2 separate regions of the Homo sapiens genome follow, and region 2 is linked to region 1. A link is an interaction called in ENCODE POLR2A ChIA-PET data of the cell type or tissue named here. Cell type or tissue: CD4-positive, alpha-beta T cell. All regions are shown on one strand. Links, peaks and the distances in the headings refer to the core of each region. The heading gives the core; the rest is flanking DNA.

Evidence for each region. Peaks named below come from ENCODE experiments on the same cell type or tissue, not always from the same donor. Only the 100,000 strongest peaks of a DNase experiment are listed, where the experiment ranks them.
Region 2: POLR2A ChIA-PET joins it to region 1 with 5 read pairs; 4 of 35 experiments call an interaction of 5 or more read pairs at or near these places.

What each region holds. Positions count from the first base shown.
Region 1 is chr21:31,095,531-31,100,908 of GRCh38, reverse strand. No RefSeq gene overlaps it. Among named protein-coding and RNA genes, the nearest start is that of KRTAP19-8, 60 kb to the right of the region's middle. In CD4-positive, alpha-beta T cell, for the core only: a CTCF peak has its summit at 2,183 (motif pointing left); DNase peaks (open chromatin) are centred at 1,358 and 2,168.
Region 2 is chr21:31,156,880-31,162,257 of GRCh38, reverse strand. All of the region lies in intron 16 of TIAM1 (TIAM Rac1 associated GEF 1), which reads left to right. Among named protein-coding and RNA genes, the nearest start is that of KRTAP19-8, 120 kb to the right of the region's middle. RefSeq lists an enhancer at 3,055-3,584. In CD4-positive, alpha-beta T cell, for the core only: no CTCF peak of the experiment used is centred there; DNase peaks (open chromatin) are centred at 875 and 2,867; H3K4me3 peaks cover 1,892 bases; H3K27ac peaks cover 3,415 bases.

The DNA.
Region 1 (5,378 bases), core at 147-5,146:
TGTCATATTAGCTGTTCTTCTGTCTGTAAATGACACAAGAAGCCACCCATATATGGCAGATCCGGTTTGCCTCTACATAACCATTGCTAACATTTGGGTATTGCTCCTATATTTTCATATGTATACACGTGTCTAACTTATACACATATATAAATGCATATTTAAATAGAATCATATTGTACCTTATTGTACTATCTGCCTTCATTTATTATCCATCATGAGTAGTTCCCCTTATCATTAAGCATCTTCCTATAACATACTTTTTAATGGTTACAAAGATTCCCTTTGGGATGACACACCAAATGATAGAGTTTGGACGTGTGCCCCCTCCAAATCTCATGTTGAAATGTGATTCTCAGTACTGGAGGTGAGGCCTGGTGGGGGTGATTTGATCACGGGGGCAGGTCTCTCGTGAATGGCTTCGCACCATCCCCAGGTGATAAGTGAGTTCTTGCTCGGTGAGTTCACGTGAGACCTGGTTGTATAAAAGTCTGGAACCTCCCGGCAACCCTGGATCTTGCCATGTGACATCACCTTCTCTCCCTTCGCCATCTGCCATGATTAGAAGCTTCCTGAGGCCTCACCAGAGGCAGACGCTGGAGCCATGCTTGTACAACCTGCAGAACCATGAGCCAATTAAACCTCTTTTATTATAAATTACCAGCCTCAAGTATTCCTTTTCTTTTTCTTTTTTGTTTTTGTTTTTTGAGACAGAGTCTCACTCTGTCACCCAGGCTGGAGTGCAGTAGCATGATCTCGGCTCACTGCAACCTCTGCCTTCTGGGTTCAAGCGATTCTTCTGCCTCAGCCTGCCAAGTAGCTAGGACTATAGGTATGCGCCACATGCCCAGCTAATTTTTGTATTTTTAGTAGAGACAGGGTTTCACCATATTGGCCAGGCTGGTCTTGAACTCCTGACCTCGTGATCCGCCCACCTTGGCCTCCCAAAATGCTGGGATTACAGGTGTGGGCCACTGAGCCTGGCCAAGATATTCCTTTATAGCAATGCAAAAACAGACTAACACGCTATAGGTCCTCAAATACTTGCTAACAAAGGGAGGGTCTCAACTTGATATTTGATAATGTTGGATATTTAGATCATTTACATTTTAGCTATTGTAAATAAAACACTGTGATGTGAACGTTACCTTGAAAACAATGACACCCTTGTATAATTATATTATCAACAGTAAAATTAATCACACCTTTAAAATAATTCCACCTGGAGATTGCATTTGTATTATACACTTCAGAACATGTACCTATACATGTATCTGGTCCTCCCAAACCCTGTCAGATGAATTGGGCGGATAAGCTTATCTTTTCTCACCATCTTAGAGGTGAGGGAGGAAGGTGTGGCTCACACCACAAACAGCAGCTTTTGTGTTTCGTGTTCATGACCGGGATTAGACCGCACACAGAGGGAAAGACTGGAAGACCGTGCATTTCCAAGCCAGACAGTTTATCGATTAGCTATCATAACAGGACTGTATGCTAGAAATCCAAGGAGCAAGATGCCACTCTGCTTCTCGTAGTAAGGATAACAGAGCAAGCTCGCCACGCATCAAGGGCTTTTTGCCGACCCAGCTTTGAGGGTATGACGTGTACCCCCGTGCTCCCTGCTGGAGACCTGTAGGATCGTCTCAAGCTTTTTTGGCAATGTCCACAAAGGAGTTAAATCTGACTTAGCAACCAGGCTGTGAGTTTCCGGGGTCCAGGAGTGGGAGATGAGCAGGAACCCGTCCCAAGCAGGAATCTGTCCCAAGTTCATCTTTTAGCTAAAGGGAGGGCTGTGGCCCCTCACGCTGCTCTGGGTTGGGAGCGGAGCATCGGTGTATTTAAGAGCATCCAGGTGATTGTAATGTGCCAGTTGGATCTAATTTACCTTGAAAATTCGTGCATTTAACGAACAGGTTCTGGCAGTGAAGAGCCGGAGAATGATTTTTGTCTTGATAAAGAAATAAAGGGGATAAATAGAATGTTGGCTGCGGTTGCTGCTTATCGAACGTTTTTCCCAGATCTAAGGGTTTGCCCGAGTAGGAAGGATGCGGAAGGATGCGGAAGGATGGCGTTCCACCTTATTTCCACCTCCCTCACAGCATCCCGCCTGGTACCGTGCCTGGCTGGTTCGGGGCACTTTCAGCGCGGTCCTGTGCGAGGACGTTTCTCTGGTGCCCTCTCGCGGTGGATCAGCAAAGTGCCGCATTTTATTTAGAACCAGAATGGACGTAGAAGGACCCTTGGACGTCATATTTTGTAACCCTCTCATTTTACAGATGAGGAACCGAGGCCTAGAGCAGTGAAGCGGTTTGCCCAGGCTCACATGCCTAGTAATTAGGTTAAGTGGGGTTTGGCTGGGGACAGTGTTTAGGAATAGGAGAGGGTAACTCAGATCCCTGGAGTTCGATAGCCTGAACAAAGGCTTGGGAAATGAGAATCAGCTGGTGATGGATGGAATTAGAACAGATGCTGGGTGCCACACACAAGGCCACGGGTGATTGCTGCTGCCACCACTGGAGCCTCAGAACCTGAAAATTTACAAAGCCCCTCAAGGCCAATATGTCCCAAACTGAACTTATCATTTCCACCTTCACTTTATCTTCTTCCGTCATCTCAGTAAATGGCCTCACCTTCTCTCAGGTTGCTCAGGCTGGAAAACTAGTCATCTCTCTCTGTAGTCCACATCCAATCCATCACTGAGTCCTGCTTCCTGTAAAATTTAGGCCGGGTGCAGTAGCTCACGCCTGTAATCCCAGCAATTTGGGAGACTGAGGAGGGCGGATCACTTGAGGTCAGGAGTTCGAGACCAGCCTGGCCAACACGGCAAAACCCCATTTCTACTAAAATACAAAAATTAGCTAGGCGTGATGGTGGGCACCTATAATCCCAGCTACTCGAGAGGCCGAGGCAGGAGAATGGCTTGAATCCGGGAGGTGGAGATTGCAGTGAGCTGAGATCGCACCACTGCACTCCAGCCTGGGTGACAGAGCAAGACCCTGTCTCAAAAAAATAAAAAAAAATAAAAAAAATTATCTTGAATCCTCCACTGCCACAACTTCCCCTTGCCTATGACTATGAAAACCTGGGTAGTGGACATCTTCCAGCCGTGGCTGTCCAAATGTTGAACACCCTCCTTGCATAGATAGCGTCTCACCTCGGGAGCATTGTCCTGCTTTCTAAAGGTAAAATCTGGTCAGCTTCCTTTCCCAGCCCTCCCACACACCCCTTGCAACTGGAATGTAGATGTGTGTGCTGGGCTTTACTCAATTGGGTGCAAACCCAGGAAGCTGCAATATGGAAGTGAGTGATGTGATGAAGCCTGAGGATGGAGCCGGCCTTTCATCAGGGTTTGAACGTCCTAGAGGGCACAAGGGGATGATTTGGGAGGAAGAGAAGCAAAGGGCACAGAGCAGAAGGAACACAAGGAGAGAGGAGGTGTCAGATGATTGCGGGGAACTACATTTTGGGTTATGACCCAGTGTGATGGTTAATACTGAGTGGCAACTTGATTGGATTGAAGGATGCAAAGTATTATTCCTGGGTGTGTCTGTGAGGGTGTTCCCAGAAAAGATTAACATTTGCGTCAGTGAACTGGGAGAGGCAGACCCACCCTCAATCTAGGTGGGCACCATCTAATCAGGGGCTAGCTCGGCCAGAATAAAAAATGGCAGAAGGACATGGAAAGACTAGACTAGCTTACTCTTCTGGCCTCCATCTTTCTCCCGTGCTGGATGCTTCCTGCCCTCAAACATCAGACTCCAAGTTCTTCAGCTTTGGGACTTGAACTGGCTTCCTTGCCACCTCAGCTTGCAGATGGCCTGTTCTGGGACCTCACCTTGTGATGATGTGAGTCAATACTCCTTAATAAACTCCCCTGTGTATATACATCTATCCTATTAGTTCTGTCCCTCTAGAGGACCCTGGCTAACACACCCGGGGTGACGTAGAGATAACACACGGTGGGGCTGGATTTTTCAGGCTTTCTTTCTTTTATTTTTTGAGAGGGAGTCTCGCTCTGTCGCCCGGGCTGGTGTGCAGTGGCGCGATCTCAGCTCACTGCAAGCTCCGCCTCCCGGGTTCACGCCATTCTCCTGCCTCAGCCTCCCCAGTAGCTGGGATTACAGGCGCCCACCACCATGCCTAGCTAACTTTTTTTGTATTTTTAGTAGAGACAGGGTTTCACCGTGTTAGCCAGGATGGTCTCGATCTCCTGACCTCGTGATCCGCCCACTTCGGCCTCCCAAAGTGCGGGGATTACAGGCATCAGCCAACACGCACGGCCATTTCTCAGGCTTTCAAACTCTGATTCACAAAAACTGTTGCCTTGGTGCAGAACAAGCTAAGGCTGCAGGTAGAACAGATGAGCTGGTGAGGCTGCCACAGGAGCTTGGGGCTGTGCTGGGCGCTCTGAAGGCCTGTGCAGAAACAAGCTGATTGGAAACAGAGTCTCATATATAAGACAACAAAGCTGATGTAGGAAACAATAAACAAGTAGCTAATATGCTTGTAAAAAATTTCACTCCAAACCAAGATGTGACCGGATTGGAATTAGAATGCGTGTGTGTAGATGTGTGGATGTATGTATGTATGCATGTGTTAAGCCTATTCTGAGCGCAGCAGTTGCCGTAGAGAATTTTTGGGTAAAATCATCCTCTTTGGGAATATACTTTCTTCCCCATGGGACCACTTTTGGGATCAAAACTTATTTGGTTGTATCGGCTTGGGTGACATCCTTCCCAAAGACATTATTTCGTAGGCATTGTTTTTAGCAAAGATACTAGAATTTTAAAAAGTAAAAATGAAACTCTGCTTTGGGCTTTTACGGAAGTTTAATAGAAATATAAACACTGGTGATTGATTGGATTGATTGAACATGTAAATGAGACAGGTTTTTTTTTTTTTTTTCGCTTTTATTTCCTGAGCAGGAATAGTCTCATTACTTAGACATTTTGTCACGGGTAGTATCTGCTCTCTGATTAACTTGATTCTTCATGTACAGTCACTAGGTTTTCCAGAAAACTTATAAGTATCTGGAAAAAAGTTGCATTAGGTGTTAAGATCTTTTCAGTTTAGTTATTGAAAAATAGTTTCCCCAGCAGCCTTATTTGCAGAAGTGAAAAAGCCAATTGTTAAATCATACGTAATTGCACAGTGCCCCTAAATAGCAAAAACAATATTGAAAAAGAAAAATAATTTAAAAATCTACCTATTGGGTACTGTGCTTATTATGTGGGTGCTGAAATAATCTGTACACCAAACCCCCATGCCACTCAATATATGTATGTAACAAACCTGGACATGTACCCCTGAACCTAAAATAAAAGTAAAAAAAAAAGAATAAAATTGGAAAGCTAACACTTCTGGATTTCAAAACTTAA
Region 2 (5,378 bases), core at 83-5,082, 61 kb before region 1:
CAACACTCTTGAGGGAGATACTATTATCTGCCCTATTTTATAGATGAGGGCACTGGAACAGAGAGGTTAAGCGACTTGCTGAAGGTCACACAGCTCTGTGATGACAAAACCAGGATGCAAACCTGGTTTGGCTCCAGGTCTTGTCTTGTTAGTGGCTATGTTAAAACTACCTTGTGTCCAGATTGTTAACATCTGGTTTTAAATACTGGGTTTCATAAAAAGAAGGAATTAATTTATTAGTGGTGCTGTAGGCCATTTATATATACAGCCATAAACCACTTAAATTTTTTCCTAATGCTTAATGTTTCTGTGTGTCTCTTTTTATGATTTAAAGTAAGAGCAAGAAAACACCTGAAGTTTCTTGATCAAGGCTAAATATTTTTTGATGCGTCTCCTATATAAGTGTGAAGCTTTTCTTGAGAATAAGCTGAAAATTAATTTTTCAATCGTTAGCTGTCTAAACTCGGAAGCATGATTTAGCCTTGTCTGAATGCACGAGGCTGAGTGTAGAGATGTAAATGTGTAAATAACTAAATAAACAGAAACAAATAATCACTTTTTATTCCAGCTGAATATGTTAGAGCTGTTGATTTTGTGTAATATTCTTGGTTTCTTTCTAAATGGACTGTTTTACATGATATCGGTCAGCATAAAGAAAAAGCATGTTGGAGTTCTGTATGTTTTGCACTTGTACTGAATAGCAGTTTTTGCTATGTGTGGCCTTTTAGAGTTGAGCAAGTAAATAATTGTATGCTTGTTGTTGAGCGTGGTGGTACTGGAATGTCACAGCCGCTGGGGAGGGGCAGGGGAATGTCACACTGCAGGGACAGTCTAGCAGCCTTTCTCTTTCTGAGCCGCCTCCTCTCTCCTGTGACTGTGGGTGACAACCTCAAAAAGCCTCATCATCACTGGCTACTTTTTTCTCTGCTTCTCATTGAAAACTCTTGTTTCTGGAGATGAATGCTAATTAGCTTCAGGGCAGTGCGGTCATGTGTCATGCATTCCAGGCCGCCTGGCAGCTGTGATTGTGTTTTCCATTTAGCAAATGTATTAGAATAATTTTCAGGACATTTCCATTAGGAATGACTTTTTCTTTCTCATCCATATTGTTTTTGTCTCAGAAATGTCTGCTTTTATAACAAAGCATGAGTGGAAAAATGTGAAATTATCAACTGTTAAACACACACACACACACACACACACACACACACACACACACACAACTTTTCTTAGTTGCCTGCTCTTGACTCAGTGTGGAATACCTTGAAAGTTGTCGGAGCCGGGCAGGTTTAATATTCCTGAGCAGTGCAGGATGCTGGCCAATCAGCTGATCTCAGGCTGCAGGGCAGAGACGCTTACATCCCGGGGAGGCATTTTGTGCTTTGTTTTCTTGCCAGTTTCAGCTCTCCCTTTCTGGAACTTTTGTTGTTTAGCCAGGTGAAATCAAAGCCTGAGTTCTGGTCCACAGTTTAGCCTTTGACAGCTTCCCAGAGGGCACTGGTGGGAAGCGAGTGCAGCTCCGGGGTCTCACCGTCGCTGTCCTTGCTGCGTTGAGACGTGGCCGTAGATTTTCATGGGAAAACCAGCATGGGACGTCCATATGAGAGGATGCTCTCTTCAGAGCTAGGAGGCGTTTGGTGCTCTGGGAATATTTTAAGAAACTTCTGTCTCCGTGCTGAACACGTCAGGTGGTAGAATTAATTACCATGAGAATACATTCCTGATGATGTCTGCACTGTGGAAAATAAAGCGCAAGCCCAGGATTGAAAACAATGACAAGTCCGGTGACTCTATGTATCGAACACTTCATCTGGTGAGCGCCTTTGCTGTTTGAATCCTATCTTGCTAGGTTTGATTGTGTTATGACTTTCTAGCTCAGTTGTTTTTCAATCCGAATGACAGTGATTACACCTTTCCCATTTCCCCGTATTCTGTCCTTTTACCCTCTGGATACCCTTGTTCATAAAGTCTGTATTGTGGCTTTTGGTGGGGGACGTGGGGAGGTTCAGAGTTGGTATGGAGTTGAATTTGCCTAGCATCTTTACATTTTTCTACTCTTTTATACTTAAATGGCAGAAAGATGTAATCTGCATTTTTTTGTTTAATTAATGGTCAGTTGCATTTTTTGCCTTTGTTTTGGTTATTGAGATTTTGATTGTGTTTTGTGTTACGTGCATGGTGAGAATCTCCCATCCCCCCTCAGAACGGGCTGTCCGAGTGATCGGCAGGGAGGTCTGGAAATAGGATGTTCAACTTGTTTCCTTTTATAAGGCTTGAGGTGTTTTTGACTTTATTTCTGCTTCCTTGAGAAGGAGATAGATATAGAAGGGTTGGCTCAGGGGACGTGTTACTGGTTTGACAGCAACTGACCTATTTGAACAGGTCTATTCCTACAGTAAATATTCACTCTCCAATGAGGAAGTGTAGTGGGGTAATGGCAAGAAATAATTTAGCAAAATCAGATTCAACCTTTTAATAGTTTATTATTAATAGCTCAGTCTGTCGACTATTAGATGTTGTGTCATTTAATCAAACTTAAACTTCTACAGTGCGTACACCTGATTTGCTCAAATAAGCCTTCTTCCTTCTTGGATATTTCTTCTTTGAAGTTTGTTCAAGAGGAAACTGAAAAGGTGATCGAGAACTGTAGGGATTACCATTGTACATAGTGTCTCTGAAATTATGGAGCGCATTGTCCCCAAAAAAAGCTTAAGTAAAGGCTATAAGATTTTAGGCCACTCTGGCCCCTTTTAAATCTGTGGGATGTGTTAAATCGGTCAGACTCAAAGAACAGTTTTAGAACTGTGAACTCATCTAGAGTTAGAAATTGCCTTTGGTGGTTGCATAACAGGAAGAGCTTAAACAGCTGGGTGGCTTGAGTTGATAGTGTGTACTTAAAAGTCTACCCCCTCTTTTTGTACTTTCTTTTCATCTTCCACAGGAGGAAAGCAGCATTATAAACATTGAGCATCACGCTGGTCTCAGTAAAGTGGCCCATTTCCTCTTGCCATTGTCCTCTCCTTGTCTGTATGTTGGTTGGATAATTCTTAGTCCTGACAGTGGAAAAGCTCTGCTACCCTTTAACAGTTTTAAACTCTCAAAATGCCTGTAAGTACTTTTTTGGTTTCCAGGGTGACTGATTACAGTCCTCAAGTAGGGGAGAGGTTTTTACTTTCCCCACTGGAGAAACCTGGTCTGCCTTCCCCTTGCTGGAGTCCTAAGCTGCTTGTCCCACATCCAGGATACTTGGCTTTTGGGAGCGTGTTGAGAAGCTCCCATTGAGGCGACCTTTCTTGGCACTTGTGGCTACAGCGCTTGGTGTGGGAATGACTAGGATGCCATCTGTAACACTCAGTGGTGGAGCGGGGCAAAGCCTTGAACCCAACTCCTCCTATATTCCACATCATGGCTAAGCTGCGTGGAGAAGGGCCTGATGGATTTTGATGTAAAGAAGTTTGGCCACAGTAAAGAGGGAGGGGGATTTAAAAGCTGAGCCCCACAGTATGGAAAAATCTCTAGCTTAGAGGTATTCTAAAGAAAACCTGCATTTCATAATTCCTTCCAAAAAAAATTTGGGGGGGTGTTATTTTAATAAAACAGAATTTTCAAACTTGATGACATCCTTTTAATTTGTTTCCAAGCAAATTTTAAGAGGCTTGTATATAACACCGCTTAACAACATGTATGTGCATTATAACTTGTAATGATGCATATGGTACCTTTTTATTCTTTATTCAAATAACGTGCAGTTGACAGTAAAGAGATTACATCCATCTGGACTCAGTTCCTTGTGCTACACCTGAGGGTTGGTGCCTTGATTCATTGAGTAGGGTTGCCGGTGGGGAAACTGCTTTGCCCCTTGCTCAACTTGAGAGACCACTCAGCTAAGTCTATCCTAGGCCTAGGTCGTACCTAATAAGGAAGGGATACTTAAGGCTGTGAAATGTCCAAAGAGGACCCAAGGGAATTTTAGCTGTCCCCTGAGATGCTAAAGGTGTTTCCTAATATAAGCCAGAACTTATCTCTGGCTGTCTGAGGGTGAGGTTGGGCCTAGGAGACAGCTGAATTTAGAGGACTGAAGCCCTAGCCTGCATCCTACTAACCTGAGCTCACCCCACAGGCCTGCTTCAAACTAAGGATGCCAAACCTCAGGCGTGGTAAACTTACATAGACCAAGTCAGAAACCCTGTTCACACTCTTAAAAATGGAATTCTCAAAGTATTTATGGTAGAACAGATGGAATGAAAACCCAGAGGTAGTGAGGTGTGAATTGGAAGCACAAAGGAATGTGTTAGGTTCCTTTGTCTTTTGGAATTTCCTGCCTTTGATATGTGTCAGATCCCCATGTTTGCCTTTCGTGAATCACGATTTCACACAGTTTGCCTAAATGATAAAAGGTGTGCTCTGCCTCTGTGGCAGTTCCTCAGATAACGTTTTGTTCAACATCATTTCATCATAACGTTTATGTGAAAAAAATTGATTTCTAGCCAGGACCACTGTCTGCGTGGAATTTGCATGTTAAATCCAGGTCTTCGTGGGTTTTCTCTGGGTACTCGGGTTTGCTCTCACAGCCCAAAAACGCGCACATGGGATGAATTGGCATGTCTCAGTGGTCCCTGAGTGAGTGTGTATGTGTGTGCACCCTGTGATGGAATGGCATTCTATTCAGGGTTGGTTTCTGCCTTGCACCCTGAGCTGTCAAGATAGGCTCCAGTCACCCATGATCCTGAGCTGGAATAAGTGGGTTGGAAAATGAGTGAATAAGTGAATACAAATCATTATAAAATAAAAACTTGTAAAGTATACAATCATACAAATGCATAGCAGGAAACTATGCAGTACAAAAGTATTCAGAGATCCTGCCAAAGTTGTTCTTGCTAGTTTTTGAACTGCATGATGGTAGGAGGTGCCCCTTAACAATTTTTGCTTTGCAAACATTTATTGCTTGACTTAACACACTACCGCTATGACCACCGTCACTCACCAGTTCACCAAAAGCTGGGTAAATAGTTCTCTTAACTTGTTTTTATTTATCTTACTTAAATGGATATCTGGCTTACATTTATTTCAGTGTTTAATATTAGAAGTCTTTTGGTCTTTATTTAGAAGCGTGGTGATTTTTTCTTTGACCAGAAATGTGCTGTAGGAACTTAACTTGTTTGTATCAATTAGCCTACAGTAAAAATGGTTTCTTTATGCCGTTTAGCTTAAAGTCAGTTTCCAAGAACCTATAAACCATGTTAAGTGAGGACTCACTGTAATAGACTGCAGTGAAGAATATATTTGCTATGAGCAGTAGCTTTCCTATTAATTCTGTGAAAAACAGACAGCTGTGGTTACTGTTGGAAGCTTTAGAAAAGGATGGTATAAAGCGAGGT